3 separate regions of the Homo sapiens genome follow, and all the other regions are linked to region 2. A link is a loop called in an ENCODE intact Hi-C map of the cell type or tissue named here. Cell type or tissue: GM12878. All regions are shown on one strand. Links, peaks and the distances in the headings refer to the core of each region. The heading gives the core; the rest is flanking DNA. Region 1 overlaps RREB1 (ras responsive element binding protein 1). Region 2 has its middle 61 kb from the start of LY86-AS1. Region 3 has its middle 32 kb from the start of LINC03055.

What was found. Peaks named below come from ENCODE experiments on the same cell type or tissue, not always from the same donor. Only the 100,000 strongest peaks of a DNase experiment are listed, where the experiment ranks them.
Region 1: a loop joins it to region 2, with 10 times the contacts of the local background. A loop is called at or near these places in 3 of 110 quality-filtered maps.
Region 3: a loop joins it to region 2, with 9 times the contacts of the local background. A loop is called at or near these places in 5 of 110 quality-filtered maps.

Annotation. Positions count from the first base shown.
Region 1 is chr6:7,150,467-7,160,546 of GRCh38, forward strand. The region is part of intron 1 of RREB1 (ras responsive element binding protein 1); the gene reads left to right. Among named protein-coding and RNA genes, the nearest start is that of RREB1, 48 kb to the left of the region's middle. RefSeq lists a silencer at 331-496 and enhancers at 5,981-6,647, 10,030-10,080. In GM12878, for the core only: no CTCF peak of the experiment used is centred there; DNase peaks (open chromatin) are centred at 4,275 and 5,735; H3K4me3 peaks cover 3,440 bases; H3K27ac peaks cover 7,234 bases.
Region 2 is chr6:6,678,713-6,688,792 of GRCh38, forward strand. No RefSeq gene overlaps it. Among named protein-coding and RNA genes, the nearest start is that of LY86-AS1, 61 kb to the left of the region's middle. In GM12878, for the core only: no CTCF peak of the experiment used is centred there; DNase peaks (open chromatin) are centred at 5,919 and 6,749; H3K4me3 peaks cover 754 bases; H3K27ac peaks cover 2,566 bases.
Region 3 is chr6:6,912,674-6,922,753 of GRCh38, forward strand. No RefSeq gene overlaps it. Among named protein-coding and RNA genes, the nearest start is that of LINC03055, 32 kb to the left of the region's middle. RefSeq lists an enhancer at 6,129-6,178. In GM12878, for the core only: a CTCF peak has its summit at 2,675; a DNase peak (open chromatin) is centred at 6,018; H3K4me3 peaks cover 317 bases; H3K27ac peaks cover 386 bases.

The sequences.
Region 1 (10,080 bases), core at 786-8,785, 470 kb after region 2:
TTTGAAATTAAACTATAGTTGTGCATATGCATGGCAGCTATACCTCCTGATTGCTATGCTGAAGGTAGAAAGTATTCTCTTGTTGTATAGACATTGGTCATACTGTCAGGCAAGGGAAATGCCACTAATTTCTGTTTCTTGAATTGCATACCAGAAATAGGAATTCGTTGTCTGACTGTTAGATGCTCAGGGCAGATGGAAAAGTAAGAAAAACCAGGACTTCCCAGGAAGCAAGTGGCAGATCTGTGTGCTGACTGTTTCAGGGTGGGGATGGCACAGAGGGGGCTTGCAGGAGAGATGTGGCCGAGGGTGGAAGAGCTTGTCTTCGGTGCCTTGTGATAAGCGACCTGCAGCCTGTTGCAATGGCGACTGCATTTGAGATGGTGTGCTTGTAACATCCGCCGGGTAGGCGGAGCCTCAAGGACACATGTTGAGAGGTTGGGGTGGTGGAGCCAGGAGGTGCAGTGAGCGAAGCATCCAGGCGTGGATTTGAACAGCTGCTGGCCGCCCGGAGATCAGCCTCCATGCATCAGTCATAGGCACAGAGAACTCATCCGTGCGGCTGGAGGCTGAACATGGAGAAGGAGGGAAGGGAGCTGCTTTTTCAGTTAATACTCTTGATGCTTCCAGAGCAGTTTAAAGATACTGCGGAAATTTGTTGGGTGGTTCATTGTTTGTTTTAAAAGCTTTGCCCCCTTCACGTAATCCTATCTTTTATTTAATATAAATGCAATCAGTCTGCTTTAAACACTGACTAAAATTGCTTTTACTAGATATTGTATTATGTATAAGGGGGGAGCTGAGGCCCAAAGAGAAGAATTTGATCAATTGATTTAAGGTTGTTGGAGGATTGAAATGTTACTTGATTGCTGGTCTTATCCAGGATTTCAAGATTTCAAGGAAAAGTGGACAATGCCTGCTTTTATCTAAGGGATTTCAGCAGTCATATGATCTACAAACCAGCCCCCAGGAGCAGCAGGCCCTGGCAACCTCTGTGCTATGGAGTCCACGCAGAACAGGGACTTCAAAGTGCTTGGGGTGTGCTGGCTTGGGAGTCATTTCGCTGAGAACTGGTTTTGGTCATGGCCTTAACATCTGCATAGATGTTGCACATTGCAGGCACATGACACTTGAATGGGCTGAGATTTAGGTGCAAGTTGGTAGAGCTTAAAGGGGAGGTAACATTAGTGAGGCCAATGGGCAGCAGCCCCACTGCTGAGCACACACTGCAGTTCCCTGCAGGGTCAGGGAGAAGGTGGCCTTGCCAGGTTGAGGCTAGGAGCAGAGATCATCTTGTTAAGTTCTCACAAATCAATTACTGACACGGGAACAGTGTGTAAAAGTCTGAAACCACAAATCTTTTTGGACATTTTGGCTGTATAAAGCATATCATTTATAAGCTCCCAGGAATTTACTTATAGTTTGAGTGTCTCTTGTGATGAACAGGACTATGGGGGAGAAATAAACCAAGCAAGTGAAATCACAGAAACTATGTGAAATCACTTTTAGATGGCTTTCGTTTTCAAAACGTTGGATATTCTCACTATATTTCCCTTGTAGGTACATACACAAGGACATTGATTTGAGGATGCATTATGAGTTTTAGAAAATCACCTTGCTAAATAATAGGGAGTTCTGGGGCTTTATGGGAGAGTGATAGTAAGATGTGATGCTGAGTTTTTTAGCTGTGTGTATAAGTCCACTTGGTATCTAATTGCACATTATTCCTGTTGTTTCCAGTATCCTAAGGGAACCTCTCTCAGTGTTAGCTCCTTATGAAAAGTACAGAAATAATCCTGTTTTAGGGTGTACATGATGACTTTCTTGGTCTCTCTAATTTCTTATAAGTGGTGTATTACATGATTTTAAAAATAGACCTTCACTAATGTTAGATCTTTAGGTTTTCATTATTGTTAATTGACTTTTTTTATGTCTCCTGAAAGACAGAAATGAAGAAAATAATCCACTCACCAAAAAACCCAACAGTTGCTGAATAGCTATGAAACATATGAAAGAAATTCAGCCTTTAGCATTGGGGCCTTTTTATTATTCTCAAGTTTGATTTTACAGCTGAGCTATAAATGTGACCAAATGCATCACATGAGTGTTTACCTTTTTTTTCCTTTCCTTTTTGGCCACATGGAAGTACCTAAAGAGATGGAATGTGACACACCCAGAGAATGAGGCACTGGAGGGGCCTATGAACTTGAGAAGGCCAGGAGCAGCAGGGTCCCTTCATCTCAGTGCTTAGCTTTGCCAGTGCTAAGTGGGAAGCAGAAGTCACTGAGCTCCTTAGCAAGTGAGTTTTTAAAATGTGTGTGTGTACACAAAGGAGTTGTTCCAGTGCTCTCTGTAGAAAGTGCTAGAGAGAATTCTAGCAGGAAATTCCACCACCTTTGAGATTAGTTGTCAATCCCACTAAAAGATAGCCCTCCAAAGAAGTGCTGCTTTGCTCTGCAGACCTGAAAGGTCCTATGCGATTCTCTTACATACTTCTTAGTTCCCTCTCCCCAATTCTTTTAATTTTGTGTATTTCATGAATTTTGTAGTCTTAAGTTGTTAATTGAGGTGTTCTGGATTGTAATGTGTTTTGGTGTGTGTGTGTGACAGTGAAGGAGGTATTAATCTTTGTGAGAGGGTTTTTTTTTTTTTTTTTTTTTGAGGAAAATATTTTTAATGTTTCATTCCACAGTCTGGTAAGTTGTATACTGTTGACAGCTCATTACCTACATGTTAAACTGCAAAATGTTCCTAGATTAGTAGAACTATTATTTTTTTTTAAAAAAAGTAGCTTTGTGGTTAAATTCTGATGCCCTTAAAGAGATCACTTTCTCCTGTTTTGGCAAAACAAGTTATCAGTCCACACGTGATTACATAAATAAAATTGAAACCCTTTACTCTTGCTCCTCCCTACTCAATTAAAGTCAAGGGATTCCAGTAGTGGTATACACACACACACACACACACACACACACACAAATCCTCCAATGTATTTACTTTTCACATTTTTAATACATTTTAGCGGACTGAGCTTTCTAAATTATTAGCAACTAGTACATAATCATGTTGCAGTAAATAATTTTTTTAGTTAGTGAGAAACAGACCGAAAATAGGAGGTTAAAAACAGTTCATCTGTTTTGGTGAATAGAAGTGAATGAGAGTAGGGTAGAAATTCTGGCTGATTTTATAAAATATCTCAGATCTGTTTGATAGGTTGGGCTTAAGACTGATGATGTGGGCATCCTCTTTATAATGAAGTCAGGCTAAGCGAAGCTATGTTGAAGTATCAAACAAAGCCTGAAATCCCAGTGGCTCAACCCATAAAGTGCCGTTGCTTGTTGGTGTAGAATCCTCTGCAGGTCTGGCAGCTCTCTAGTATAGCTCCCTTACAAGTGGTAACCCAGGGATCCAGGCTGCTCTTGTCTTATAGCTACTCTGTCATTACACATGCTTCCAGGTTGCCACCACAAGGAAAGAGCTAGTGGGTTACATACTGACTTTGAAAGGCTGCAGTCTGGAAGTGATGGCTGGTACTTGTGCTCACAGCTCATTGGCCAGGACTAGTCATGTGACCTGCCTGACCACAAAGGTATACGGTTGCCAGGAAATATGGAAGAATATGTGGATATTCTTTGAGCAGTGAGCATCTTTGCTTTATTCTCCTTTTCCATTTCATCTCCATAAGGTTCTCTATGCACATAAACTAGATGAAGCTTAGGCCTGAAGCCTAGAACATAATGACACTTTGGTTCTCAAAGTGTGGTCCCCAGACAAGCAGCATTAGCATCACCTGGGAACTTGTTAGAAACACAGATTCCTAGGCCCCACTCCAGCCCTGCTGAATCAGAAATGTGGAGGTGGGGCCCAGAAATCTGTTATCATAAGCTCTCCAGGTGCATACTAAAGTTTGAAAATGACTGCCCAGTGGGAGTACAATGTTTGTAGCACCTGTTGAACTCATCACTGGGGACGTGAAGGACTAATAGACACTTGCTAATGTGAACGTACAGTATGTGTGCTCAGGTGTGAGCATGTATATGATAATAAAAAGCACTGAGGGATGGTATCATGTGTGCCAGACAGGTTTTAGCACTTTATAGATTTGACTAATCTATTTCTCAGAACAGTCATATGATTTCAGTATTATTATTGTCTCCATCTCACAGATGAGGAAATTGCAGAACTGAGAGGTTCCCTAACTGTCTAAGGGTCAGGCCACTTACCACTGCTGGCAAGTGGTAGAGGCAGGATTTGCGATGTGGTTCCAGAGCCTACTCCTTAACTACCATGCAATTCCGCTTGTTCATCTTTGGGTGGTTACCCACCGGGCCTTAAGGTAGTCTTTTCATTTTTTCTTGAATGGAGACAGTCTGTCAGAGTTCGCAGGAAGTGTGGTGTGCTGGTGACAGTTCACATTCCAAGTTAAGCCCCCTTACCACGAGCTTCATTCGTTGGTGGTTTACGTGTGGGGGGTGCTGGTGACAGTGTTGGTCAATACTAGAGGGGCATGGCTAGGCAGCAGCTGCCCAGTCATTTAAAACTGAACAATAAATAGAACGGGGTTGTTAGGGGCGGAACGAAGGGGCCTAGTGGGAAGTGGTTTCTCAGAGGGAGATAGTTCAGTCGCACTAGAAGAATATTTTCTTCAGTTAACCTATGTGTAATTTTCAGGCTTATGAGAAGAAAGGCCCTGTTCTCATCACCCTCCCTTTTGATTCTTCTTTGGTCTTTTTCCATCATCCATCTGCCTGCCCTGAGATGCTCATCTGAGGCCTGATTCCATCAGGTGGTCTGAAGAAGGTTTCTATGAAGTCTTTATGAGCTGGACTTCAGTTTTGTTTTGTTTGTTTGTTTGTCTGAGACAGAGCTTTGCTCTGTTGCCCAGGCTGGAGTGCAGTGGCACGATCTTGGCTCACTGCAACTTCCGTCTCCCGGGTTTAAGCGATTCTCCTGCCTCACTCAGCCTCCCGAGTGGCTGGGATTATAGGCCTGTGCCACCACACCCAGCTAATTTTCATATTTTTGGTAGAGACAGGGTTTCACCCTGTTGGCCTGGCTAGTCTCGAACTCCTGACCTCAGGTGATTGGCCTGCCTCAGCCTCCCAAGGTGCTGGGATTACAGGCGTGAGCCACAGCATCCGGCCAGGACTTAAGTTTTAATAGAGAAAATGTGTTTTCCCTTCCAAGAAACCTGATAAAATAGTTTCCTCCCCTTGCACTTGGGAAATCCAGATAGAGTTAGATGTGATTTAATCTTTTGAATTTTGAACTGATTGAAAAGGATTTTCCAAGTGACATTAAGAACTTGCATCCTTTTAAATTTTTTAATTATTAACTGCATTTTCTTTCTTCCAGGTGGGTCTATTATTTGTTGTTGTTTAGGTGTCCTTTGCTGGCCCATGTATTCCCTTGGCTTCTTTGTCTTTTGTGTTCAGCAGACTAGAACTGAGACAGCTCCTTGGCAGCTCTGTCCTGGACAGTACCGGCTTTAACTCTAGGTAGAAGATAAAGATAGCATCACCCCTTTCGGGTTTCATGTTGGCTGGGAACAGCTGCTAAGCTTTGTATAACTCACAAAGTAACATTTCATTCCAGATTTGCTGAAATTTTTAGTTTTCTGCAAGCCAGGGCTTAACCACGGGGTTTTTTCTCATTCACACTTAAGAGTCTAGACTTTTCGTTTGAGAAGCAGTTGCTTGTCTTGGAGTTTAGTAATTGAAGGGAACAGAGGTGGGAGAGGGAGGAAATTATTTGCATAAGTTGTTTTAAAGCTCCGTCCACTTCCTTTCCCTTCATCACTTTAAATGGTTTAATTTGCTTAGGTACTTCAGCAGAGGTGTAGATAATTGAGGTAAATCTCGAGTCAAATCTAAACAAAAGAAAGAACTGACCTAAAAAAGAGCAACTGAACTCACACTAATTGAATCACAGATTTGCTCAGACCAATCTAACCTGTGAGGAAGGCCAGGGAACACTGTGCCCTTGATGTGCTTTTTGCCTCTTAAGAGGGAACACCAGCCAGTCCCTTGTGGCTCTCCCAGCCACCTTCCGCACTGAGCCACATCTGGGTTAGAGCTGCAAAATTCACCCTGAAAAAAATGTGAAAGCCATTTTGGGTTGGACATTTGTAAAACAAATTTTTTCTCCTTTTGGAGACCTGGTGCCCTTGGTATTTGTATATAGAATCCACTTGTTTATTCTTGAGGAGAGCAGCTATGTGTGTGAATTGGGCATCCGTTGGAAGAAACATAACAGGCTTGCCTGTAACAGCTGGAATATAGTTGCAGCCCTTTGAAATAAGACAATCTTAGTTTTCCTTCCTTCTCCTTAGCCAGCCATCCAGCGTAGGAAACAGGATGCTGTGTACGTACCCTGAGTAGGAGGAGAGGGTTCCAGAGTGCCACTTGGCTGCTCCTGTGTACCCATTCTTGTTCAAGAGCACCTTGAGATCACATGGTCTTAAATGCCAAAGCTGACCAAGAGCTGCCCCTCTGTTCAGCTTCGTCGTCCCTGGCTGTTGGGGAGGACTTTGTCTGTCTGACTGCCGCTGGGCTGCCTTGCCCCAGCTCCCTGGGGTCCTTTGCTCCGTAATCCATCAGCTCTTCTTTTCTCTTCTTCTTACTCATAGTATAAGACCCGACTGCCCATTTTTTGGAGATGACTAATTAATTAGTAAAATATTTGGCTGGGCGCGGTGGCTCACGTCTGAAATCCCAGCACTTTGGGATGCAGAGGCAGGCAGATGGCTTGAGTTCAGGAAGTTGGAGACCAGCCTAGGCAACATGGTGAAACCCTGTCTCTACCAAAAATACAAAAACTTAGCCAGGTGTGGTGGGGCGTGCCTGTAGTCCCAGCCACTTAGGAGGCTGAGGCACAAGAATTGCTTGAACCCGGGAGGTGGAGGTTGTAGTGAGCCAAGATCGTGCAGCTGCACTCCAGCCTGGGCAACAGAGTAAGACTCCATCTCAAAAAAAAAAAAAATTGAGTGCCTACTGTGTGCACATGTACCCTGTGTGACCATGGGCCAGGCACAGTGGTTCATGCCTGTAATCCCAGCACTTTGAGAGGCTGAAGCAGGTGGATTGCTCGAGCCCAGGAGTTCGAGACCAGCCTGGGCAACATAGTGAGACTCCGTCTCTCCAAAAAAAAAATAAAGTTAGCATGGTGTGGTGGTGCGCACCTGTGGTCCCAGCATTTGAGAAGCTGAGGTCGGAGGGTTGCTTGATCCTGGAAAGTCAGGGCTGCAGTGAGCCATACTCCAACCTGGGTGACAGAGCAAGACTCTGTCTGTCTCTTTGGGAAAAAAAAAAAATCCAACTTACGAGTTCTCTTGTGCTCCCTCTCCACTGTTCCTCTTTGCTCTTTCATCCCTCCTGACTCCAGAAGAGGGCTCTACCACTCGCTGCTAATGCCTTCACATTTGTCTGGATTCCTGCCTCCTGGGGACCTCATCCTTGCCAGCCCCTGTTGCTGTGCCTGTGCCCTACCAGGGGTGTTTTCATGTTCTCATCAGTGACCCTGCTTAGCCCTGAATATCATCAGCCGGCTCATGCCTGACTTCTCTGTGGAGGGATTCATCCCACGTGCATTCTTCAGGGTATGAATCCCACAGGACCAAGACCTTCTGGATCCCTTTCCATTTCTTCACATTCAAGAATCTCTGCAAAAGAATGTAGCCTAACCCCCCTAACAATCTAAAACTTCTTCCCAAGCACCATTTAGTGCCCCAGGACACTTGCCTGTGGCCAGAGCGACTCTCTTCCTTTCTGCCCTTTCCATTGTCTACCCCACCTGCCTCCCCTTTGAAAGTTGTTCAGGTTTAACTTTCCCTCCCTATTCCCTTTGTTCCCGTTTGTAGGCAGGTCTCCCTCCCCTGCAATCCCATACCATGTTCAAACAGGTTTTCTTAAAACTCTTACATCACTTTTCTCAGCCTACACCCCCTACTGCCCCAGACCCAACCCCAACTCTCCCACCTCCTGTAATTTGCCCACTCCACACACACCCTCTGTAATGAGGCCCCTGCCCTTCAGCAGGACCTGGCTCCTGGGCTTCTTGTGGTACTTCCTGGGTATCAGCTCCCTCCAGCCTCCACCTCCATACCCTTCCTCTTACACTACCCCAGTCCACTAATCTCTGCTTTTTCTAGACCTAAAATTAGAATTGTATAGACAGCACTTAATTCTCTTACCTTCCCAAGCTTTCTTTTACCTCTTACCAAGTGGTAAGCTTATGGAGTTCCCCACCCCAACCTAGTAGTGGATCAGGAGTTACTAATTGAAGTAGCTGACATACATTTTTATCATCAAGAAATATTTGAGGGCCTAAAGTAGAGTATTTCACCCCCAAATCATTTGAAGGTAGATTGTGGGTCCCATTTGTTTATTTTTTTCAGACTCTTTTTTTTTTAAACCTTGATAGCTTAAAGGCCAGGAAAAAACTGATTAGTTTTCATCTTCAAAGGACACAGGATAAAAGAAGGACTGAGCCAGCTCACCCCTACCCTCCAAACACCTTTAAATCACAGTCACTTTTCCCACTCCCCTGGTTGTGACTTTTGAATTTTATAGTTGATATAATCCCTCCTTTTATAGCCGATTTATGCACTGCAATTTAAGTAAGCAGAAATGTTCAGTGCATAGGGGGACTCAGATTTAATGATTGTTGACTTAAATTTAAAAGGATCACTAAGGCCCCTGTACCTCTTACTTATTGCAAAACAAACATTCTCCGTAAGACCACCCTCTATTCTGTGACCCCTTTGAGGTTCCTAGGAATTGATAGGTTGTGGGCCATGTTTACACCCACAGGAGGACTTCTTTACAGAAAACCTCCCCAGCATCTTTGATGGCCTAGATGTGTTCACAGTCACACTGAGAAAGTTTTAACCTGATAGTCATCATTCAGAAACTAACTCGAATCCCAACATCATTCCTGGAATAACGGGACAGCCGCATAGATGGGGCTCACAAGGATGTCTCCCCTCTCGTTCCTTTCCAGAGGATGAGTTCTGTTTTAAAATTATAACTGTTTATTACAGGCACTGGGCGGATTGCTTTAGGAATTGATTTAACGAATGTTCACTGGGTTATTGCCTTGTGTCAATAATGTTTTGAGTGAAATATCAAAACGCTGATGAGATGGTTTATCTCATCTCATCTTTACAAGAAAAGGGAAGGTTAGAGGATTTGGTGTTGCCAGTGTTTTTACTTATTGTTGGTGGCCTGCCTGAAACTGATGGCAGTAGTAAGTAAGGAAAAAGCCTGCCAGTCTCCTTAACTCTCCAAAAGTAGGATTAAATCTGCTGAGGGTCAGACCACTGCCGTAGTTCTGTCCTTTCCTGGAAATCATAGATTCTTTTGAAAGGCTGATCAAATTTATGGACTATTTTCCTAAAGCTGAATACTGTCTGCATTTTACATGTGGTTTCAAGGGTATGACTCTTGCACTTGTCTACAGAACAAGGCTTATCAACCTAAGCATGTCATCTGTTCAGCTCAGCTGGCCCATAGTTGGCTTGCAGTACCTGTTATAGATTGAGAGAAACAATGCCTACTGTGTGCCAGGCACTGAGCTACAGACTAAAGATACATAAATTGGGGGAGGGAGGGCAGGGTGCAATTAAGGACTGAAATTTGATCACTTTCTTTTTTGCATTTTTTTTTTTTAAATGAGACAGGTTTTCCCTCTGCCACCCAGGCTACTTGAGTTCAGTGGTACAATTATAGCTCACTACCAAGCCCAGCAAATTAAAAAAAATTTTTAGACACAGGGGTCTTGCTATATTGCCCAAGCTGGTCTCAAACTCCTGGCGTCACGAATAGTTGGGTCTTTCTGGTATATTTTCAAAAATTATGTTAAGTTTTTTTAAAAAAAAATAGTGACATCAAATTATACTTAAAAAAGCACTGTATTCTCATGATACATACGTTGTTTCAGATTGCCTTTTCTAGACTTTATCCATAAGTATAGCATAGAATCTTAAATGTGCCAGCTAGCTTTTTAAACTTGACCTAACTTTATAAACATTTTCCCATGTTTTCACACATTGACTTTTTTTTGAGACAGGGTCTCAGTTTG
Region 2 (10,080 bases), core at 1,445-9,444:
AATGCTTTTGAGGCCCCCCAGCCTCCGCCCGGAGTTTAGCCCCTTCAGACTCTGCACCCCTGGGGGTGGCCCTGACCCACCCACCCCTGGAGCCCACCATTCCAGGGCTCCCTGATTGTTTACATGGCAATAGAAAGCTTGAGATCAAGCTGAGGTTGCGGCGCATATTTGAACTACAGGGAAGGGAAAGTGTCCTGCTGAGGTTTAGAAGGAAGGTGGGGACTCACAGAAGCCACACAATGAAAAGTCACTGATGATAAATGCCGATTTCACACCCGTTAACCACGGAGAATGCGCCTGCACCAGGCCCAGGTGTCTCTTGACGGAACGAGGTGTGCCTCTCCCCGCGGTGTGCAGCCTGCCCTGTTCTTGCCCTGCAGTCTCATGGGAACTTGCACTGTTTACCAGAGCTAAGTCGGAGTTCATCAGCATTCACTCAGACCTATTCCAAGTGACTTCTCATGCCCAACCAGGCAGGGACAGGATGGCTCAGTCCCCTGCATAGAAACTTCCAAAGTTCTAAAAGAGTCTTACAGCAGAAAGGAGTTCAGTGCCAGGCCTAAATTGATTCCTTTAACAAAACCTGTGCAGGTTCTGGCTTACAGGACTTGGTTCCAAATGTTGGTTTGGAATGTCACTTCCATCAAAACAATGACTCTCAGGGTGGGTGTGTTTCCAGGATTCCCTCAAAAGACAGTTGAGCCCACTCTCATCCTCCCGCAGAGCCGGGAAGCCAGGGAAAGCCTGGCACATTGGGGAGACTGAGTCAAGTTCAAAATGGCCAGAGAATTGATGAGGAGGGCCAGGAATGGAGAGAGAAGAGAGAGAAAGTACACAGAGGCCCATCAGATAATGAAGGACTTTGGAAGCCACTTTAGGAGTCTGGACGTTACCCTGAGATAATGGGGTGCCATGGAAGGATTTTAAGTAGAAGCCCCACTGATCAAAAAGGCTGAAACTCTTCTCCCTTCAAAGTATTGCAACAGTAGAAGTAAACTCTGTGGCTGGTCCAGGGCCTGGAGCTGCAGGGGTTCTCGGACAGCATAGGAGACAGGGAGAGCAACGAGGGCCCTGGGCTCCCTGCCAGGGTGGGCAGGGAGGGGAGCCCCGAAGCTCTTGGTTTCAGCATAGGGAGTGGGAGAGGCCGGAAGGAGAGGCCAATAAGACACTTCCCAACTCAGGGAGCTCTTTTTAGGTGGGAGGCTATGTTTAATGCAGGTGTTCCTCAGGGGATGTCTGCATCCTGCTTTCTTGAAAATGCAGTTTCCTCCAAGCCTAGAAACTACTATCAGTCCAGACATGATGGCTACACGGCAGTGGTCATACAAAAAAAAAAAAAAGAAAGGTGCAAGATGTGCAAGATGGAAAGAATGGATCTATTTTATGTGGGACATTAGTTATCTGTAAACGTTTGACAAACACCAAAGGCTGGTGCCCTGCAGGCCACAGTATATTGATTTCTCTTTATGCCCAGATATGAACTGCATAAAACTTGAAGCCTGTGGGAAGTAATTTAAGGTTAAAATATTTTTATGATATAATAGTGTTTTTCTAAAAGCAAAGATAGTATAAATAAATACACCTGCACACCAATGATAAGGTTAAAATTGTATATTTAAATATATTAATAAATCAAGCCATAGGGCAAACCGAGAGCAATAAAGGCAACACAGATCCCTAATCATGAGTCAGTCAGCACTGCAGCAAACAGGCAAGGTGCTCGGACTGAAATATTTTCATAAAAGCCATACCAACTTTGCACAAATGAGTTTTTATTCTCTAGACAGCACATGTTATAACGTGAGCCTTTTAATTTTCCTCACTTTTCATTTATTTTGCTTTTGCTCTAGACAAATGCCAGGATTAACAAAAAACATTCTTTCTACATTTATTAAAAAACAAAAATATATTCAGAAACCTAGGCTTACAATATTGGAACTTCCCCTCTCAAAAAGCAAGACAGCTTCTTAGCTAAATTGCAAAAACATTGGCAGGCTTCCATGAGATTTCAAAAATAGTTAAATAGCAAGATGGCCCACATATTTTTCCATGAATACATTAAAAACAGATTGATGACTATTGAAACATGAAACATAACTACTACCATATTTTATGGAATCCAAAACTGCCTTGGTGTAAGACACACTGTTATTTAATGAAGGACTAAGAAAATATAAACACTGACAGAACTCTATCTGTCACAATGTTTTATCACTTAGACTTTTTAAAGCATATTACAAGAGCTCTTTTAGGCCTAATTGAACTTAGAATTTATTCATCATATATCACTCTTCTGCATGAGCAGAAAAGCAAAGATAGGTAAATCACTGGGTTACAGTATGCCTAAGACTTCACAGTCAGCCTCTAACTCTTTGGAATCACTCTTTGATTCTGGATCTTTTATATCCATGTCTTCCCAGACACTGTTGAACCTCGAGCCATCAAGAGCTTCCAGGAGGGTTTTGGTGAGGCCGTATAGCTTTGAAAAGTGCCAGACAATTGTCTTCAGGATTTTCATCTAAGCCTCTGACACCCATCCTCTGAGCTTTGATGTTCACACAAAGGCCACGGCAACCATGTCACACAGCTGCGATGGGAGTATGGGACCCGGAGATTTCAGAGTGGTTGGAGCAGAAGAAAGCATTCCTCTTAGAATCGGTGAAATACACTCAAATGTAATTTTTACTTTTGTGGTCTTCCACTTCCACTTTTCCCCCCACCTCCAACCAGATACATTTATATACATCTAAGTCCAAAGATAACTCAGGGAAGGAGAAAATTCTGACATCTATAATAAAAAGTAGGAAAAAACACATTTAAAAAAAACATGGCAAACCTATCATTGGGGATTATTGCGTCAGTCTACACTCCAGAATGTCTCCAGCTGGTACACGGTGTAAATTAGCACTGCTGGAAGCTAGGAGTACATGTGGGTTAAGAAGCCTGGGGAGGCTCAGGGCAACAGAAATAACACAGGCGCTGGGGTCAGCCCCAGCTGGGAATGGGTGGCGGCTTTCTCATTTAACTTGCCTGATGATGTCCATGCTACCTAACCTCTCTAAGCTCCAGGCTGCTCATCTATTAAAAGGATGATAATAGTACGTGTCTCACTGGGTTGTGATAAGAAGTAAATCAAGTCACAAATATAAAACACCACCAATAAATGCCAAATATATTTTGGTCCCCCCCCCATTTATCCCGTCCTCAATAAACAGCCCCAGACATCACCCAAAAGCTGAAAATAAATCAGAACCACTCAAAAACAAAGAAACAAAATTGAAGCATGCTTTTGTCTGTGTATCACTGAGATTCATGAATGGCAACTAATTCTCTCATATTTTTCCACCAACACAGAAAATAGTTACAGCTCAACATCGGGAGCAACATCTTTGGGTTTTTGACATTCTACTACAAATGGTGATCTTTTAAAGAATAGTATATGAACATGATCCAAGTCTGTTGAGAAGTGAGTTCAGCCACAACCTTTGGCATTCTTGGATGCAGTCAGACTCTTCCACAGCAGTGGCAAGTTCATGCCTGGGCAGACAGTTGGTGAGGACACAGCCCGATCCCAAGCCCAGCTCACTCCCAGTGGCTTCTCTCCCTCCCTTTCTGTGGGCACACCAGCTACAGTATTCTCCTGCCTGCCCCCAAATACAATGCCTCCACGCAGGGCATGCAGATGCAAACCTCTGCCTTCCAGGAAACCCAGCAAAACTTCCTCCTTGGAGTTGGTTCCAGTAAAAGGTGGAGCTCACCCACAGTGGGCAGGAAGTTGAAAACACAATCCCAAACTCAGCAGCGACTTTCTTCTGAGGCCCTGGTAGCTCAGTTAATCATTTCACCTTGGTTTTCCATCTTTCTAATGGGAGTAATAGGCTTCCCTCCTCTACAAGTATGTTTTGAGAATTAAGTGTTTGGGGAATGTGGCTGTTTTGTATGCTCTGGTGGGTGGAACATTGAGAGAATACCAAACACTACTGTGGCGTATTTGTGGTGAACTGACAGCCTGACCCTTTAGTAAACCACATTACTAGGAATCGCGTCCATCACTACTCAAGGCTTTTATAGGTTAAAAAAAAAATCATGGCCAGGCGCGGTGGCTCACACCTGTAATCCCAGCACTTTGGGAGGCCGAGGCGGGCGGATCACCTGAGGTCAGGAGTTCGAGACCAGCCTGGTCAACACGGTGAAACCCCGTCTCTACCAAAAATACAAAAATTAGCTGGGCGTGGTGGCAGGCACCTGTAATCCCAGCTACTCAGGAAGCTGAGGTAGGAGAATCGCTTGAACCCGGGAGATGGAGGTTGCAGTGAGCCGAGATCACGCCACTGCACTCCAGCCTGGGCAACAAGAGCGAAACTCCATCTCAGAAAAAAAAAAAAAAGAAATCATGTAGTAGATGATTCTCTCTCTCTCTTTACCTCTCTCTTTATCTCTCTCCCCACCCTTTTCTCTCTCCATCTCCTTTCTTTCTCTCCCTCCCTTTCTCCTCTCCTCTTTCCCCATCTCTCCCTTCCTCTGTCTCTCCCTTTCTTTCTCCCCCTTCTCTTTCTCTTTCCCTCTCTCTCTCCTGTTTTTGGTCTGTGCAGGTTCATGTCTCCTCTGTTGTGGTAACAGCACTCCTTTCCTCTGGGCTTTTGCAACACTCTCCCCCACAATACCTCCTCCAATCCCTCTCCTATTTGGGGACCCCAGGCAAAGACCCAGGACTCAGGCCTCCCTGGTTATAACATCCCACCTGCCTCAGCCTGGGTTTCCCCCAAGGCAGAGCCTCACCAGCAGGTAGCTTATTAGAAAGAGGGCACAGGGATCAGGGGCGAGGCAAGGAGCAAAAGTCAATAGACCAATGAGTTAATAAGTCGGCCGCCAAGGTGGATGTCTGGGGGAAGATCTTGCCAGGGTTGTCCCAGCAACCTACAGCGTGCACCTTAGAACTGTCTGCCTGAGGGAAAAAAGGCAGGAACATTTAGCCATCGGCTCCTTCCCCTAGCTCCTCTGCTCCTTATTTCCAGGTAAAGCACATACGAGTATTGGGTGGGTTGTGCCCGTGTCCCCCACCAGAGTTTAGGAGAACTGCAGTAGGAGGCAACCCAAGTCAAGGTGAGCCACTCAGGATGTGACTGATGCCATGGCCAAGATGAGAGATAGTTCTGAGAAAATGCAAGACTTGTACAAAAGCTGTCCAGCGCACCATTCCTGGGTATTCTTCCAACAAAGGCACTTCTTAGAAAGCTGTTTTAACCTTATGACACTTTTAAAATTATAGCATTTCAGAATCCAGGAAACTTGATATAGCTCAGGGAGAGTCCCAGTGCACATTAACATATTACATTCTCTAAAAAGTTCTGCAACTTCTTTATCTCAAACGCTTGTTCCCCATGGTTAATCATCAACCAGAAACAGACACTAGGTCATGCTGCAGGAAAGCTTCCATAGAAAGCAGCAGGTAAGCAAATTTCCTTCAGATACTTTTGTGCAATTGATTCAAAGAGGAGGGTCAGGAATGCCATTTCTCAGAGGAGTAAAGCTCATTCACGCAGAAACAACCTGATACCATCAACAAGAATGTCTATATATTGAAGGTCAAGAATAATGAAAAAACTCAGTGATAATATACACCCTGTTTGTGAGGCACTCATCACATTATGGAACATTCAGGCAGTCCTCACCTTGCATAGTTCCCAAACGCACGAATTTTCATTGCCCTGTGGCAACTGAGGTTAAATAACACCAGCCCCCTAACAACATGGTTCCAATTTCAGTCACCATTAACTGTGAGTGATTGCATGGGGGACAACCTCTGCTGCTTGCTCTGCAGTCCACAGACCACCACGTAATAACAGATGTGCATCATGATCAGTGATTAACCGCATCACGTCCTTCAGTCCTTCCGTGTTATCAGTTCCCACACAGACAGCAAAGCGTGTGGTCGTGCTGCTCTCTTGGCTCCCAGTGACAAACCCACGTGACATTTCACAGAAATGAATACTCAAGAGAGGTAGGTAGCCAATGAAGAGGAAAGTATAGCAAAGAAACAAAAAGTGAGAATGCAGGAGGTGAAAGTTGACTCAGACGTAAACGAGTTTAGAGAAGAAAGAGCTGATGGTGGGAAAGTTGATGCTGTTGTCTTTTGAGAGATTCTGGATGTGTCTTTTGAGGGACTCAGGATAAAGATGCTGGCAAAAACTTCATATTAAAGAAACTCTTGGAGATATTTCACAGCACTGAAAGTGTGCAGGACAAAATGTAGGAAGCCTATCCAAATATAGAAAGGAATGTGACAATTTGCCAAGGCATAGAAAAGATGCCTGGTCCATACTGTAAGTTTCACAATGAGAAGGTGGCAAAGCCCTTTTCAATTTACTCTCCATAAGTCTTTTACAAAGAAATAAAACACTATTTCTCAATGTTTCTCATTTTTTAAATTATGACAGGCTAAATAAGTATTCAATTTGCTATCTTTAAATGTTCTTATACATTTACGACCAGTAGTAAAACAGTTCTTAACACTTTAAAAATTTTTTGAAGATTATGAAACAATCATAATTTTCCTTGTTGCTTCTTAAAATTGCTTCACAGTTTCAACCTGCACAATCATTTCTTCAGTCCCACACTTTCGTGCAAAGCAAAGACTTTACAATGCTGTGATGTTGTAAAGAAAATTCCCGTTGTCCTACTCTGAATCATTTGACAAATGCAACTGAACCCACCACGATGGAGTTGTGTAATACCAAGGTTACATGAATCTTTCTCTCACATAGTTTGCAGTTGAGGAAGAGGGATGGCAAGTCAACCAACATAATGGTTAAGGCTGACATTGATTGATAGCTTTCTGTGTGCTGGGCACTGTGCTGGTCCTTTTGTTACAGTGCATTGCCTCCAAGGTGGAGCTTTAGGAGGGGGATGATAATGAAAACTTCGGAGACCATGGGGACTTCATCCTTTAGAGCTTGGGTCCTCGTGCCTGTGTGTGAAGAAAGGCCCAGCCAGGAAGGCAGCGTCCCTCTTTTCTGCCCACACCTACAGGCTCCCAAGGCAGGGCCAAGGTGGATGTGAGGCCTGAGACGGGAACTCAACACAGCAGTCCCCTGTCATAAGGACAAGACTGGAAGTTGGCCAAGGTTTGCCAGCATATCATCGCATAAGATGCAAATGCCCGGGGATTCTTCTAACGTGGTGTTAGGCAGATGTACTTCATATCTTCTCCCTGTTTATCTAATTTCATGAAGGCACATTTCAGGAGAGTAAGCTGCCGCAAAGGGTATACATTGTGCCTTGGAAAACTCCCGGGCATGAAAACTATAAACCAGCCATCCAAATTACCTTCACATTTAGGAAATCATTACTGTTGATACGATGTGTCTTTGTTGGATCGTTGTATCTTGGCAGTCTCTTCGAGCCTGTGCTTTTTAGCCTTCTCTCCACCTGTACTTTTAGGCATTGCTTACTTTTTTATAGGCAAAAAGATTACATATGTGCACATGTGTGTGGCTACATGTGGGTAAATATGTATGTATCGGTAGGGGTACTGTATTAGTAGCTGGGGCTGCCATAATAAAATACCACAGATGCGGCAGCTTACACAACGGAGCTTTATTCCCTCGCAGTGCTGGGGGCTGGAAGCCCCACATCCAGGTGTGGGCGGGATTGGTTTCTCCTGAGGCCTCCCTCCTGGGCTTGCAGATGGTGTCCTCTCCCTGTGTCCTCACACCGTCTTCCCTCTGTGGGTGTCTGTGTCCTCATCTCCTCTTCCTATAAGGACTCCTGACATATTGGATTAGAGCCCATTCTAATGCCTTCGTTTTACCTTAATTATCTTTTTAAAGGCCTCATCTCCAAATACAGTCCCAGTCTGAGGTATGAGGAGGTTAGGGCTTCAAATATGAATTTTGAGGGACACATTTCAGATTATAACAGATACATACATATGTATATCCTATAAATGAAAATGTCAGGACGGATTTTAGAGATACAAGTTTTTACTTAATTATGATCCCCCAGCGATCTCATCTCCTCTTAGTCTCAATTTTTCTTGTCTAAGAGAGGGTGCTCCTACCCACATCTTCAGTCCAAATCCCTCTCCTGAAGGTCGGACCCGCATTTGCAGTGACGGTGACTGGACATTTTCTCCCAGGTGTTCGTCAACACTTTCAGCCCTACAGGTCTGAAACAAAACTTACCCACCTCCAGTGAAGCTCGTCCTCCTGGCCTTTCTGCTTCCTTTTTAAAGTCCATCCCCCTCCAGGCCTCCCATTACCGGCTGGGAGCCCCGCCCCTTCCTGGGCCTCCTCCTCCGGGGCTTTCAGCTCCTGGCTGGGAGCCCCGCCCCCTCCAGTCCGCCTTTCCAGGCTGAGAGCCCCGCCCATTCCAGGCCTCATCTCCTGGCTGGAAGCCCCGCCCACTCCAGTCCTCACCCTCCAGGCTGAGAGCCCCGCCCATTCCAGGCCTCATCTCCTGGCTGGAAGCCCCGCCCACTCCAGTCCTCACCCTCCTGGCTGGGAGCCCCGCCCACTCCAGGCCTCACCCTCCAGGCTGGAAGACCCGCCCCTCCCGGGCCTCCGGATCCTGGCTGGGAGCCATCTCTGCCTCCTGCCGCTTCCTGCACTCCTGATCAGGTCAGTGGCCAGTCACAGACCTCTGAAATGTCCTTCCTGACTGTTAGCTCCACAGCATTCCTACAGCTCCCGCCGCAGTTCCGCCCTCCGGAGGGTTCCAACAGCAGCCCAGTGCGCCTCCCCAGCCCCAGGCTCCCTCCACTCCAGTGAGCCTGCACCTGGCGCTCCCTGGCACACATATTTTCCATTGCTCTTCACTGCCAATTAAATGCAAATTTCTCATCGTGGGGTTCCAAGTTCTCTGTATTTGGTCCTCTTATCCTGACAGCTCTACCCTCCCCAGAGCACTACAATCTGGCCAAGAGCCTCACCAGCCTATTCCCCCGAACCATTGTTTTATTTATTTTAGATTCAGGGGTATTTGTATGCAGGTTTGTTACATAAGTATATTGCGTTATGATAAGGTTTGTGCTTCTGATGATGATCCAGTCGCCCAACATAGTACCGGATAGTTAGGTTTTCTTCCATTGCCCCCCTCTCCCTCCTTCCTTTTGGGGTCCCTGGTGTCTGTTATTCCCATGTTTATGTCCTTATGTACCCAGTGTTTAGATCCCACTTATAAGTGAGAGCATGTGGCATTTGGTTTTCTGTTTCTGCATTAGTTTGCTTAGAATAACGACTGCCAGCTGCATCCATGTTGCTGCAAAGGACATGATTTCCTTGTTTTTTATGACTGCACAGTATTCCATGGCCAAAAAAATGTGGTATAAAAATATGTACCACATTTTTTTAATCCAGTCCACAGTCGATGGGCACCTGGGTTGATCACATGTCTTCACTATTGTGAACAGTGCTGCAATGAACATACGTGTGCAGGTGTCTTTTTGGTAGGACTATTTATATTCCTTTGGGTATATACCTAGTAATGGGATTGCTTGGTCTAATATTCATTCTATTTTAGATCTTTAAGAAATCTGCAAACTGCTTTCCACAGGGGCTGCATTAATTTGCATTCTCACCAAAGTGTGTAAGTATTCCCTTTCTCCTCAACCTCTCCAGCATCTGTTATTTTTTGACTTTTTCATAATAGCCATTCTGACTGGTGTGAAATAGTACTTTATTGAAACCACTGCTTTAGAAAGTGAAAGTCCTTTTCAGGTTTGTTTTTCATTCACTGGCAGAGGTTGCTGGCCCAGCAGGGGTTGTGCAAACTCTGTCTTTGTTCCCCTGTATTTGCCTTCCTCTCCCTTTTTCCTTCCTTTCCCTTTCTCAATACACACACACACACACACACAACATGTACAGAAGGGCTCTTATCTGAAATAATCAATAAATATCAAGGACGTGAAGATGTCATGCAAGGAGCAAAGGGGGAAAGTAAACATAAGGAAAATGTACAAAACCTAATTTTTCACCATGTAACCAGCATGGGCTTTAAAGTCTACACAAGACAGACTACCACAAGCCTCTGCCCCTGCAGAAACTGGATAAATCCTGGAGAATGACTATAATCTCCATGACA
Region 3 (10,080 bases), core at 1,473-9,472, 230 kb after region 2:
TCATCGCCTCCATTTGCCACTCTCACACCCAGCAACTGCCCCCAAATCCCCCCATGCAAAACGCCCAACTCCCCACAGCCAGTTCGGCCCCTCCTGTAATGGAGAGCAAAAGGCAGCAGCAGTGACAGAAAAATAAATAGGTCATTGCCTAAAGTTGGCTCCCAAGTCAGAAAGGGAAGTGCTAGAACCCAGGGCCCCAAAACAGGGAGCGGAGCCCCACCAGCTACCATGCTTTACATTTTTTTTAAAGGCAGAAATAAATCTTCAGGAGGCCACCGACTTCATCCTACATCATGGCAGCGAGCTGCCTCTTGGGGAAAGCTAACTCCAGATGGTGTTTATCAAGGAAGATGGTGAGAAGGAACAGCAGTGTTTATTGTGAGAATGTAAAAGATCCTTTGTCATTGTTTATTGGCCATTCCTGACACATCGAATGACTAGTGTGTACTTTATTATTCTGTTTGATGGATATTAAGGAGAAAAAAGTCACTCATCAAGTGCTGAAGAACTGCCTTCTGCCTAAGGCACTCTATGAAGATGTAAATTTGATAATAAGTTCTGCCAGACATTTTCAGCCCTTACGAACCAGTGAGCTGGACAGCCTTCCTTCACCACTTGATCCAGGGCTTAAAGAAACAGAAGGGCAATTGCCTGAACCCCTACCAACCTCAGGAAGTATTTGTTTTGTTCCTGCTTTTTGGCTACCTCACCACCTATGCTAATAAGAATAGCTACCATGTATTGAAAGAGTACTATGTGCCAGGCAGGGTGTCTGCCCTCTTCCATGGATAGTTCTCGGTCAACATGCTTAGATCCACCGCATTCAAAGATGAGGAAGTCAAGGTTCAGCAGTTTCCATGGCTTGCCCGAGGTCCCGCAGCTAATACCAGAAGGAACCATTTCACTGACGCAGGAGTCAGTAGCCCAGCTCCCTGGGGTGCCCAGCCACCCTGCACCTTGGGACAGGAAGAGGGGCAACCCTGCTTTCTGTGCAGATGAATTCATTCACAGCTCACAATAAGGCTTTGCCCCTGCAGCAAACTCCACCAGGTGAACCCGACAGCTGATCACTTTCATGGGGAAAGAACATCACTTTTATTTTATTTTGTTTTATTTTTTAAAAATTATAAATTACAAAATAGAGACAGAGTCTCCCTATGTTGCCCAGGCTGGTCTTAAAACTCCTGGGTTCAAGCAATCCTCCCACCTCAGACTCCCAAGTAGCTGGGACCACAGGCACGCACCACCACGTTTGGCTAGTGTTTTTAAATTATTCCTGTAGAGACGTGGGTCTCGCTCGTTGCCCAGGATGGCCTCAAACTCCTGGGTTCAAGCAATCCTCCCACCTTGGCCTCCCAAAGTGCTGGGATTACAGGTGTGAGTCACTGCACCCAGCCAAGAACATCATTTTTACTAGTTAAGATACCAGAGGGAGACAAACTGAGTTGATCTGGAAGCTTTCTAGACAGTCACTATCAGAACAAGATGCAAAACCCCAAGCTCTGCTGTTTCTAGATTATTCTTTGGCACATGTAACCTCTGAATCTCTCATGGGAAAATTCAATCCCTCTGCATTTTGCCAACCCTGAAATTGACTCAATCCCATTTTAAATGTTCACTCTCCCACCCCAACCCCTGCAACTTTCTGAATAAGTTAATTTTAACAAGGGGAATTTTGCTTTTCTTGTTAAACACATATGTAAAAGATGAGCTGTCTAATTGGTGACAGGTTATTCCAATATTATTGTAACAAAAACCATAGATCTCAGCTATTGTAATTCTTCTAAAAGTGTATTTTGTTTCTAATATTTCAATATAAATCTTTCAAGTGTTTGAGACACAGTGCTGCCTGCAGACAATTGAGGATGGAATATACAGACAATTAGACCTTACCCCTTGCAGTTCAGCATTCACTTTGGAAATAAAAAGCCTTTTTAAAACATTAGTATTGAAACAAGTTTGGGGGGCAGGTACTTTCCTTTTGCATTTATTTATTTATTTATCTATTTATTTATTTATTTATTTATTTATTTATTTATTTATTTGAGACAGGGATTCTCTCTGTCGCCCAGGCTGGAGTGCAGTGGCACAATCTCTGCTCACTGCAACCTCCATCTCCTGGGCTCAAGAGGTCCTCACACCTGAGCCTCCCGAGTAGCTGGGACTACAGGCCTGCACCATCATATCCCACTAAACTCTTATTTATTTTTAAACAGAATTATAACAGTAGTTTAACGGAGACATTTAAAAATTCACTTAGAATTACACCAATCTGACAAATAAGTTCTTGTTATTTTCCCTTCCAGACGCACACATAATTTCCCACCTCTGCAATCCTATCCTGTATGTTTTCAACACTGCTGAATAAAAATATCATTAGTTTTTGTGCATATTATTAGTAAGGGCTTGTTTCTCCTCCAGCTAGCAACACCTAGTAGCTGGGTATCTATGCATCATATTGGGTGCATAATAAATATGCACCTCAATTCATTTGAGGTGCATCTGATGAGTATTTATGCTTTTAGCTTGGTCACAATTCTTTCACATCCATTATTTCATTTCATTCTTACAGTAACTCAATGAGGTTTTATTATTTTCATAAATGCAGAAAATAAGATAGTAGGTTGTACTGTGGCCAACAGGGACAGCTTTTCTCTAAAGGATCAGGTAGAGAGTGAACTCTGCTGGCCATACGGTCTCTATGGCAACTACACAGCTCTGCCATTGCCCTGGGAAAGCAGCCCCAGACCATATGCAAATGAGTGAGTAGATCAGTGTTCTAATAAAACTTTATTTATAGATCCTGATATTTGAAGTCATATCATTTTATGTATCATGGAATACTATTCTCCTTTGATTCTTTTAGACATTGAAAAAATGTAAAACCACTCTTAGCTTGTGAACAGTACATAAACAGGCGGTGGCCAGATTGCCCCGCCTGTGGGCAGTAGTTTGCCAAACCCTGGCCCCCTGAATTAGGATGGACCATGAAAGAGCTCTAATTGGATTGTTTCTGCTTTCATGGGTGAGAAATCCCAGCCTCCAGAAGGCAGGTAGTTTGCTGTGGCCGGGTAGAACTAGAACTCAGATATTCTGAGTCTTAGTTCAGTGCACTTTCCACACGAAGGCACTGCTTAAAATGAAAGCAAATAAAAAGCCAGTTAAAGAGAAAACTGCAAAAACTGCTCAGCATTTCACCCAAAGACAAGAACACCCCGTACTGGCTGCTCGGCCGTTGCTACTTTTGCAGACAGCTTTTGGCATGCTTTCAGAGGGCTTGAGAAATGATCACTGGTTAGGCAGAAATCGTTCCAAGAAACAGACAGTGACTTTTGCTCTGCTACTTCCTTGCACTATTACAATTTAACTCCTCTTCTGCCTGAGTTATGAAATCCGTAAAATAAGGAAATTGATATTATCATTTTACCGTTTACGATAGTTTCACTCTTTATACCAGCTCTAGCAGTCCAAAAATACAATTCCACTTTTTCTTTTCCAGGTAAGGGCTAGCAAAGTGGTTGCATAACAACCACGACAAAGCAGCTGAACTTTCTCCATCCCTTCTGTTTGCTGGAGCTCTGAGTTTCCCCTAGCCTCTTTCTCTTTGTTCTCTACTGTTTCAGTAGGAACAAAACCTCACTAGCTGGAGGTGATAAGGCAGAGGAAAGGTGAGTCCACCCCTCCCAAAAATCAGACATTCTGACAGCTGGAGTAGAGACCACGGCTGTGTGTGTGTGTGTGTGTGTGTGTGTGTGTGGGTGTGTGTGGGTGTGGGTGTGTGGGTGTGGGTGTGTGTGTGTGATGCCACACTTCCACATGCCTGTGCTCATGGAGAGAAAATGGAGACAGAGTTAAACTTTTGGGAGGAAGGAAAGCAGAAGGAGGCAGGCAGCACTTGGTATAACAGAGTAGAAGTCTACCTAGCCATAAGTTTCACCTTGCCACGTGGGCAGAGAAAAGAACACTCTGGAAGTTCTTTCCTATTCCCTGTACTGTTGCCTCCATTAGCCTCTTACTTGATTCGTTCTCAGTGGCCTGCCCTGTCTCTCCGGCCTGGCTGCCCTGAGTCATCAGTCCAGACAGAAGGCCCTGGGGGCCAAGTCACTTCCCAGGCCTCCCTAGGCCCCTCGTTTGTGCACTGTGTGCTTGGTCCCACCTCCCCTGCAGAGCACCCCACCTGCGTGCTAGTCCAGTGTGGGCCAATGTGTGAGCGTCTGCAGCCTCCCCTCCTGGCCTGAGAGCCCCTGAGACCAGGGACTGCATTCACTGGACCCATCACTGGGTGCCAGCCCCTAGCAAAATGCCTGGAACACAGCAACAGAAACTGTTAAATGTTACAGAGCAAGTGAGCCGGGTTCCAAAAATGAAAAACTGAAAAATAGAAACCCACACTTTCTAATGAAGACTCTGTGTTGGTCACATAGGGCCTGCTGCCCTGGTGGGAAGCTGGACTGAGCTGGGGTCCACTGTGATCTCCAGCAGGGCAGAAACAGCAAGGGCCTTAGGACTCAGGTAATAAACAAGCCCTGACCTTCTGGGGGCGACAAGGATCATTAAGGTTATTCTCCCATTTGCCCACGTTCCACCTGGTGGAGGTGCTCAGTTGGCGAGAATCTTTGGCTCTCCTAAGACCCAAAGGCTTCTGTGAGGTGAGTCAGTGGGGAACGTGGCCTTGTCGACAGAGTGCACTGGCATTACCTGAGATGAGATCCGGGGGGAGTGGCCACAGAAGTGAAATGAGTAGCAAACTACACAGCCTAGAGTCATGCCCACAAGATGTCCTTTTTCCTGCAGGTTCTCCATCCCTAAAATTAACATTGTTACCATCTTTCTCCCACTTCACCCCTCAACTTGGAATATTGTCTAGCAAATACTGCATTGCTGCTTTATTCAGTCACTTTCTTACATTACCACTTTCAACATTTATTAAGCATCTACTATGTGACAGTCACTGAGCTGAGTTCTATGGAGAAAAGACAGAGGAAAAGCAGATTGGCTGCCCCAGAAGCTTGTAGTCAGTCTGGGGAAGTGGAGAAGTTAAATTACCCATTTGTAATCAATAGAATTTTATTAGGCACCTATTAAATGCCAGACACAATGAGAAAGTAGGTTAAATGAAATAATGAAGCCCATAATCCAGTAAAACTGATAAACAAATATGCAAATAGCTATGATACATTATAAGATGCAATATGGTTGGAATAAATGGGTATTAAGCATAAAAACTTCAATTTGCCTGGAGGTTGGGGAAGCCTTCACCATATGAGTTTTTAATTGAGCCTTGGAGAATGAGGGGGAAGCAGTGGGGGCGGCGGGGAGAAGCAGAGGGAGAATTTGGAAGGAGGGGCCTTATGGACCAAGTGTATAGATTCGGTAAGAACCCAGGCCTAAAATACTATTATTTAGAGAATGCCAAGTACACATGGGCTTGGGGGAACCTGGCAGAAAACACGGGAAAGGGGTGCCAGGCTAAAAATAAAATTGGTAATGTACCCCACAAGCAATGGAAAGCCAAGGAAGGCTCTCAGGCCAAGGAATGCAACCACCATGCTCAGGTTGAAGAACAACCATTGACTGAAAGAATTAAAGGTCAGTGTGGGTGAAAAACCAAGTTAAAATTCTAAAGCAAATATTTTGACTCCCATTCAAGTGCTCTTTCCATCACACAAGTCAACCAGGACAAGGCTCAAAAAGAAGCCACCAATCTTTGACCACTGGAAAGTAGCTGGGACCTTCCAAAGGAAGAGATGGGAGGCGAAGCTGTGAGCACAGAAACGTGGGAAGTGACATGTATTCCCAGATAGTGGCCTCTTCCAGGGCAAGGACCATGTCTTACCAATCCGTGCATGGAAGCATCTTGCAAAGGCAGGTGTGAACTCCCTGGGGAGGATTCTCTAGAGAATGAGCAACTGCAGGCTGAGCAGGAGCGTGTGTGTGGGTGTGGAGAGAGGTATCCTCCACTGCGCTGGTCTTTCATGTGGGGTAGCCGAGATCTCCTCCTCACCGCCATCTGCACAATAAGCCTTTGCAATTTCAAAGCACCATCCCACGTTTTCTCACATGTAACTGGCTGGTGGAGCAGATGTTGATGGGGAAGTCCTGCTGAAATGACTAATCACTGTCGACTGCACTGGAAAGAGAACCCAGGCTAGAAGCCAAATAAGGCAAAATGACATCACAGCAGCTTAAGAAAGAAAGGACCATTCATGTCTGACAAGTGTGTGATATTTGCGACTCAGAGCTTTATTAACAGCGACGGGGCCCCAAAGCATTCCTACTTGTCCATCATATAAAAATTTAACAACAATTGGATTCCACAAGTCTTATCAAATACACACACAGACTGTAGTAATTAAGATCCTTCAGGAATTATATTTTACATTTAGTCCTACGTCTAAATTGAAAAAGATTTTCAGATCACTTTCGTGTGCACTGTAGGCTCAACTGTTTTTTGAAACTGCTTTACAATAACACAAATTGTGAGTGTTAACATAATAGATGCAATAATGTCTAATACATTGTTGCTAGGCATTTACAAAAAAGCCAAGCGCTATTAAAGTATGTGGTCAAAAGATTACAATGTAACTGAAGCCACATAATATGTTATAATGAGTATAAATTATGCATTTAATTTTAAAGGTTAGCTATATGTTTAGTAGAGTGCTTTAAAAGCAAAATAATCTGATGACATAAACTTGAGTCATGCAAAAGCAAGTTGGTAAATATCGCAAAATATGATGGAGAACAATTTGGTCTCAGCTCTGGACACCCTAGTACTTTAATTGATAATGTGTCTTCTGGTTTTTTGGTTTAGGATGTTTTGGCATAAATGAAAAAAAGCAAATCAGAAACTTGTTTTATTCCAAGCAGCTGGGGGTGTAGATCTTGACTGTAATAGGCCACAAGGGTCCAGTTACACCAAGACCCTCAAAGAATTCCAAACCTTATTCAGACTGGGCATGCTCTAAGCCACCTGGTAAGGGTCACTCTGACACAAAACCTAGGATTCCTCTTGTTCCAGAATCCCTGAGCTTACCTTGGAGAAAGCAAGGGTGTGTGTGTGTGTGTGTGTATGTATGTGTGTGTGTGCACGCATGCCCATGCACACCCATTCCTCTTTAACTCTGCTTTCTTAGTCAATTGCAATATCCCGCCAAGGCCATGTTAACTCCTCCCTGCCTCTAATGTGGCTCTTTCCTACTTCCACCCAGTGCTTCTGCGACGTGGTTTATCTGCCTCCTTTACGGGAGACAGGGCATTTCAACTGGTACTAACCCTATCAACCATCCCTCCTCACCGGTCCACCTCCCCGTCGCCTCCTTCCAGCGGCATCTCCTCACCCTGCCTCATGCACTGGGGCCACCTCTGCCAGCTTTCCATCATGCAGACACCTCCTCTCCCGCCTCTTTCTTCAGCTTCCTGCCTCTCCTTGGAGAAGACATCTCCTTCCTCCTGCCTTGTCTCCCCTGACCCCCACCATTCAGTGGTGACGATGGGTGTGGCCGTCCTTCCCTTTCAATTCCAGTCCGAGTTCTCTGCCAGTAAGTGGCCTCTCCCTATGCCACCCATGTAAATGACACTTATCAGAGTGTTTCTGCATCATACCCAGCCTGGCCACTGCCAGCGCTCACCCAAGCCTAACTCAGCACCTGCTCCCCTAGCAAATCACAACCTTTCCAAGATCCACCTCTCCCCAGGGGCCATCTTGTTCCCTAATAACCTCCAAATTTCTGATCTCTGTTCTCACAAGGTCCTTCAATTACTCAACCTCTTTATACAACTGGCAGCCCTTCAACCCTCTCCTGGCTATACCGCCAACTCATTCTCTCTGTAACTCACAGCCAGTGCTACTGTTGCCCTTATCAGAGCTCTGCATTCCTCCTACCAATGCCAGTATTTAGCCATGATGGCCAGGTCCCACTCTCCCATTGGTTATGAACTCCTGCCTTAAGAACTCCTAATAGAGTCCACTGTGTTGGGAGTACTGGGTACCTGAGCTGTGTGGTGATACTGAGTTGGGGCGCTCCTGGGCACCACGGCCTCCTCAAGTCCACATGCAGGCCCCTGTGATGGGAGAGAGGCCTTGTAAAGACCCACTCTGCAAAGAAAGGGAATGAGGCAGACATGCCCTAGAGATGACAGAGCCTGGGCCAGTGCATGAGGAGCTGCCAGACAGCTTTCAGGTTCCCATGATGTCAGCCTCCACTTCCTCCTGTTGAGCTCCCCGTGGGTCCCCTGACACCCTACAACAAATCCCACTTCACTTAAGCTAAGTAGGTTTTTGTTTCTCGCCACCAAGCCATCCTTGACTGAGATACCTTCAACACAGCTGCGGGGTCGTCCCTCCCACCCACTTGCTCAGTCTTTTCCCCTGCGGAATCTGCTTGCCTGTTTCTATTGATACAGGCACACACCACACAGAGCCTTAATTTTCACTTGAACAAATGCTGCCTGGCTTTGTCCCAAAGAGAACAAGAGGCAGCCCCATGACTTAATCACACAACAGGTGAGCCAGTCCGTGCCAACGTTTACACCAACTTGTCTCGGACCTGCTGGAGTTATCTGCCTGCCGGAGTTTCCTAACAAAAATCCTAATCACTGGCATTAAATTGTGGAATATCCCAGAAGTTTGCAGCACCCCGGCTCCACAGCAGCAGGAAGCACTCCGGCTTTGAGGGTAGAGTTGTATGCGGAAGGATGACCACAGGGTAAAATGTGTTCAAGCAAACATTCTTCATCTCAAATCACTTAGAACTTCAGCAATAAGATGAATGGTTCCTATGGCAATGGATAAGCCCCAGGTGCCAGCAGAAGACTGTAGCTTTCTCAAAACTCCTTAGGACAAGGGTACCTACTCTCTATCACCCCTGTGCACTGGCCACATTTCTTCTTTCAGCTTTGGTCAAAAGTAAATGTTCTCTTGCACATTTTATGACATTGTCTAGAACATTCTCTTCTGAGACAAATTCACTTCTTTTCCTCTTGGGGGTTTCTGAGTGTACGCTATCTCGTTGTTCCTAAAGATAGGATGCGCCTACAACAATTTTGGATTTTTCCTGTCCAGTGTTGCAGTTTGGGGATATGGAAGGAGGTTGTTCCCATGTGTTTCATTTGATTTGGATCATCCTGTCTTCCTCTCGCTCTCCCTTGCCCTTCACTCTTCCCAAGCTCCCATCCTGTCGTTCACGTTCAGATACGACACGAACCGTCACACAGCTTGTGGATGTGAATGCATCCTTTTAGCAGCACCTCTAAATGAAAGGGGCACACTCGGGGAAGCACTCAGTTCTAACAAATGGAAGGTGGTCTTCCCCGCTGGACAGAATAGACTGCTTTGAGAACCCAGGATCATGTTACACAGTGATGTCCACTGTGTATCCTTTCCTGCAGCCTGTCCTTTGAGGGGCCACACTTTGACATAAAGACTGGTATGCCACATTAGAAAGAGCAAAAACATGTTCTCTATGTTCTTTTTTTAAAAAATTTTCTGGTTGATTCACAGAAGCAGTAATGACCATATGTATAGATATAGCTTCTATGGTACATATTTTTTAATGTGAATAAGAAATAAAGTGATACTGATGGGAGCATGATTTGCATTACACATATTGTCTTAGTCCATTTTGTGCTGCAATAACAAAATATCTGAGACTGGGTAATGTATAATAAACAGGAATGTATTGGCTCATGATTCTGGAGGCTGGGAAGTCCAAGATTGAGAAGCCAACATCTGGCAAGGCCTTCTTGAGTCATCCCATGGCAGAAGGCAGGTGGTAGGGGAGCCCTGACTTGTTTTTTTAATAAAGAACCCACTCCCAGGATAATGAACCCACTTCTGAGAAAATGGCATTAATCCATTCATGAGAGTGGGGCCTCCACGACCCAAACACCTCCCATTAGGCCCCATCTACAAACATCACTGCATTGGGCTTCAAGTTTCCAACACATGAGCTTTAGGGGATATATTGAAACCACAACCCTATCATGCTTGGTTTTATCATGATCACAAACAGGCACTGGCACTGTGCAAGGAAGAGAAAAGGCTGAGTGCATTCATAGGCACGTTTGGTTTAAGTGGCC